2 separate regions of the Homo sapiens genome follow, and region 1 is linked to region 2. A link is an interaction called in ENCODE POLR2A ChIA-PET data of the cell type or tissue named here. Cell type or tissue: Panc1. All regions are shown on one strand.

The links. ChIA-PET counts read pairs that join two places held together with the same protein. Peaks named below come from ENCODE experiments on the same cell type or tissue, not always from the same donor. Only the 100,000 strongest peaks of a DNase experiment are listed, where the experiment ranks them.
Region 1: POLR2A ChIA-PET joins it to region 2 with 10 read pairs; 3 of 35 experiments call an interaction of 5 or more read pairs at or near these places.

The regions. Positions count from the first base shown.
Region 1 is chr4:183,637,455-183,639,954 of GRCh38, reverse strand. RWDD4 (RWD domain containing 4) reads left to right here. Exons shown (of 8, transcript NM_152682.4): 8 at 1-320. Among named protein-coding and RNA genes, the nearest start is that of RWDD4, 20 kb to the left of the region's middle. In Panc1, no CTCF peak of the experiment used is centred here; DNase peaks (open chromatin) are centred at 1,306 and 2,294; H3K27ac peaks cover 1,790 bases.
Region 2 is chr4:183,545,566-183,548,065 of GRCh38, reverse strand. It overlaps LOC101929996 (a long non-coding RNA gene), which reads right to left. Exons shown (of 4, transcript XR_939540.3): 3 at 778-814. Among named protein-coding and RNA genes, the nearest start is that of ING2, 42 kb to the right of the region's middle. In Panc1, no CTCF peak of the experiment used is centred here; no DNase peak of the experiment used is centred here.

The sequences.
Region 1 (2,500 bases), 92 kb before region 2:
TGCTAGTGGAATAAAATACTTTGTTTTGCTCTGAAGAGACTGAAATTGTTCAGGCTTATTATGGCTCATAGATTACAGAGAATGATGCTAGTTACATGCCAATGAACTATTTTTACTCTTTTTATATGAAATGTAAAAATTTGTAGGGGTTCTGGTGATGGTGGTACCTCTTATTACCTTATGTAAAACACTTGAACAGCCTCATCAATATTGCCGTCATCTGTTTAACACTCCCAGTATATTTTCTCAATGTCTGTTTACTTAAAATTTTGTGGAGTGACATAATTAATAAGCAATAAAGTCTGAATTATACACAGCGATTTTTCTACACATTTTATTTCAGATCACTTCAGAGAGAATTGTTGATTTTATAAATCTGCATGGCCTTATGGTGCAAGATGTACCCTCCTACTAGAAACTATTCAAAATGTTGGATTAAAAAATGTTTTTCAAATGAGCTCACAGGAGAAAAGGAATGCCTAGAGGCCAAAAAATTCAGTGAAAGTTGGAACCTAGAGGTTAAGGACAGCTTTAGTTTTCAGCTTCAAGGGCCCAGAAGACAAGAGATGAAGGCCAGGATCAGCCTAGGTTAGGGAGTCATACCCCCGACACATCTGTAAGACTGAGGCCCATCCTCCAGTGCGAGCCCTGAGGAAATTTCTGTCTTGGAACTGGTTCTGGATGGAAGAGTAAAATATAAGTATATACATATATATACACATATATAAGTATGGATACACACACACTCCTGACAGTTTGTGCCCCCAAGTTACCTCACACTTGGATTTCAGCCCAAATTCCTCCCCCTATGTATGATTTTAAAACAGACAAAACCTCAAGCCAATATCTTAGTTGAACCAAATCAGTAGGGGCTCTAGGTAACTGTTAGAAATGAACACACATCTCTGTTCTTTCAGAACTCAACTTGAACCCAGACCACCAGTGAGGTGCCCCATAAAGAGTTTATGGAATGTGTCCTCACAGTCAAAAATCACAATACATAAAAGCAAGGCATGAGAGCCTGCCCAAAAATCTTAGGGGAACAGGAGCCACAAGGGTATAGTGATACTCTACAGACTCAAAGTGTGTTTTAAATAAATAAACTGAATGGGGAACAAGACAATTATCAGAAGATTTGAAAACCAAAGAGAACTTCTTGAAATGAAAAAATTGAAATTGAATTTAAAGATGACAAATACACTTGCAGTGAACCTTGACAAATCTGATATGTTTAAATATCCTATGGAATGAAACGGGTACTGGCCGGCACTTTGGATTTTCTCTTTTTGATTGCAGCATTAGAATCATTCCACACCGTTTTGTCACAGGCCACAGCTTTTTTTTATTTGTTGCTTGATTCAAGCTTTCACCAAGCCCTGCTTGGTACTGTAGATGTGCCTAACCCTGGATCTTGGAATTTTTTCGGAGGGTTTTTCTTTTCTTTTTTTTTTTTTTTTTTTGTAGAGAGATAGGGTCTTGCTCTGTCACCCAGGCTGGAGTGCAGTGGCACGATCATAACTCACTGCAGCCTCCCCAGGACCTAGGCTCCCGAGTAACCAGGACTCCAGATTCCCAGAAGAGAGCAGTATTGAGGATTCGGCCAGTGTTTCCAGAGGGCTGGCTGTGATTGCTTTAACCATAAATTTGGCAGGGTGTGGTGGCTCACTCCTGTAATCACAGCACTTTGGGAGGCCGAGGCAGGCAGATCACTTGAGGCCAGGAGTTCAAGACCAGCCTGGCCAACATAGCAAAACCCCATCTCTACTAAAAATACAAAAAAACTAGCTGTGCGTGGTGACAGGCACCTGTAATCCCAGCTACTCAGGAGGTTGAGGCATGAGAATCGCTTGAACCCGGGAGATGGAGGTTGTGGTGAGCAGAGATCACACCATTGCACTCCAGCCTGGGCAACAGAGCAAGACCCTGTCTCAAAAATAAATAATAAATATAAAAGTCATGCTATGTAGTAACAATAGAGATTTGTGTTTGCGTGTTTTTACCTTTGAATATTCCAGAGTGAAAACAGAACAAGAGGGATTGGACATCTAAGATTCAAAATTTCAGTATTTTCAGTTAATGTGACAAAAAAATAAGTAATATGTAACCCAGAGTGATTTTCAAATTTGTGTTCCTTTAGTGAGGAAATTAATTAGGGGTCTTTACTAACATTTTTTAATGGAATGGGAGACAATAGAATTGAACAGAAAATACCAGCATGCACTACCTGTTGTAAGAGGGTTTTTTTTCCCTGTGAAAACTTTAGTTTGGGGTGTGCATGTATGGGTACTGAGTCACTATGTAAAGTTTATTAAAATGAGTCATGAAAAAAGTGTGAAAGCCACTGATCAGAGCACGCGAAAGATGAAACGACTTTTATATGAAGATTGTTAATTTTCAGAGGCACAAAATGTGCCTTTCAAAGGGCTAAGGACTTTTATCATTGATTTTTGCATTATTCCTGAAGATCAATTAAGTAAAGCTACATTGCACAATATGAGGA
Region 2 (2,500 bases):
TTAGGATGAATAAGTTCTGGACATCTATTGAACAACGTGGTGACTGTGATTACTCATAATGTATTTCATACTTGAAAATTGCTAAGAGAATAGATCTTAAATGTTCTCACTGCAAGAAAAGAATAAGCATGTCTGGTGATGGATATGCAAACTAGCTTGATTTAATCATTTCACAATGTATGTGGATAGCAAAATGTGACTTGTGTACCATAAATATATATAATATTTATTTGTCTTTTATAAATAAATTGCTTAACTTTTTAAAAAGAAAAAAAAAAAGACTGATGACCACTTTAGAGATTAGGAAAGTGAAAGACAATTAACTGAAAACTTTGTTCAAAAGCTTTCCTCCAGAGGCTGGACGCAGTGGCTCATGACTGTAATCCAAGCACTCTGAGAGGCTGAGGTGGGCAGATCGCTTGGCCCAGGCGTTCCGCTTGAGCTTAGGAGTTTGAGATCAGCCTGGACAACATGGTGAAACCCTGTCTCTACAAAAAATAGCTGGGTGTGGTGGCATGTGCCTGTAGTTCCAGTTACTTGGAAGGCTGAGGTGGAAGGACTGCTTGAGCCTGGGAGGTCAAGGCTACAGTGAGCCAAGATTGCGCCACTGCCCTCCAGCCTGGGTGACAGAGCAAGACCCTCTCTCTCAAAAAAAAGCTTTCCTCCACCTAGCAATATGGTCGGCAATAGAATAGACCTCAGTGCAGAAACTCTGGTGGAATCATGACTATTAGTCCACTATCCATTCATTCAGCAAAATATTTATTGAGCACCTACCATATGCCAGACTCTGCTCTGAGTTTTGAGGATACACCTGTGAACAAAACAAAATTCCTGAACTCAAAAAGTTAGATTCTAGTTGGGAGGGAGAGGTAGCAAACAATACATATATCAGACATAACATATATCCTGCATGACAAATGCTATATTTAAAAATTACAGCAAAAAATAGACATGTGCACTCATGTTCATGGAGCATTGTTCACAATAGCCAAAAGGTGGAAGCAAACCAAGCATCCATCAACAGGTGAATGAATAAACAATATGTGCTCTGTACACACAATGGAATAGTATTCATCCTTAAAAAGAAGGAAATTCTGCCACATGCTGCAACACGGATCAACCTTCAGGACATTATGCCAGTGAAATAAGCTAGTTACAAAAAGCGACACACTGTGCAAGTCCACTTATATGAAGTACATAGAGTAGTCAAATTCACAGAGAGGAAAGGAGATTCGTGGTTGCTAGGGGCTGGAGGATGAGAGAATGGGGAGTTATTGTTTAGTGTGTACAAAGGTCTAGTTTTGTAAGATGACAAGAGCTCTGGAGATGAATGGTGGTGATGGTTACACAGCAATATGAATGTAGTGAATACCATTGAACTGTACGCTTAAAAACAGGTAAGGTAGCTGGGCGCAGTGGCTCACACCTGTAACCCGAGCACTTTGGGAGGCCAAGGCAGGAGGATGTCTTGAGGCCAGGAGTTCAAGATCACCCTGGGCAACAGAGTTAGATCTAATCTCTACAAAAAATTTAAAAATTGGCCGAGCATGGTGGCGCATGCCTGTGGGCCCAGTTACTTGGGAGGCTGAGGTGGGAGGATTGCTGGAGCCCTGGAAGCGGAGGTTGAAGTGAGCCATGATCTCACCACTGTACTCTAGCCTGAGTGACAGAGTGAGACCCAGTTTCACACACACATACAAAGATAGTAATTTTTATGTTATGTGTATTTTATCACAATTGAAAATATTTTTTAGAAAAAGCATAGACAGACCAGGAACTGTGGCTCACGTCTGTAATCCCAGCACTTTGGAAGGCCAAGGCGGGTGGATTGCCTGAAGTCAGGAGTTCGAGACCAGTCTGGCCAACATGGTGAAACCCCATCTCTACTCAAAATACAAAAAATTAGCCAGGCGTGATGGTGGCAGGCACCTGTAATCCCAGCTACTCGGGAGGCTGAGGCAGGAGAGCCACTTGAACCCGGGAGGCGGAGGTTGCAGTGAGCTGAGATCACACTATTGCACTCCAGCCTGGGCAACAAGAGTGAAACTCCACCTCAAAAAAAAAAAAAAAAAGAAAAAGGATAGTATGTTGGGATGGGGTTAGCATTGTTAGATAAGGGTTCTCTCAACAGACTAAGAACACCCTTACAGTTTGTCCAAAAGGATACCCAAGAAACTAGAATCAATGCCTGCCTCTAGGGAAACGAACCCAGGGACAAGAGGTCAAGAGTTGGAACGGGGGCCAGCCGCAGTGGCTCACACCTGTAATCCCAGCACTTTGGGAGGCCAGATCACTTGAGGTCAAGAGTTCAAAACCAGCCTGGTCAACATGGGGAAACCCTGTCTCTACGAAAAAAAAAAAAACAACCATTAGCCAGGAGTGGTGGCATGTGCCTGTAATCCCAGTTACTCAGTAGGCTGAAGCAGGAGAATCACTTGAACCCAGGAGGCAGAGGTTGCAGTGAGCTGAGATGGCGCCACTGCACTCCAGCCTGAGT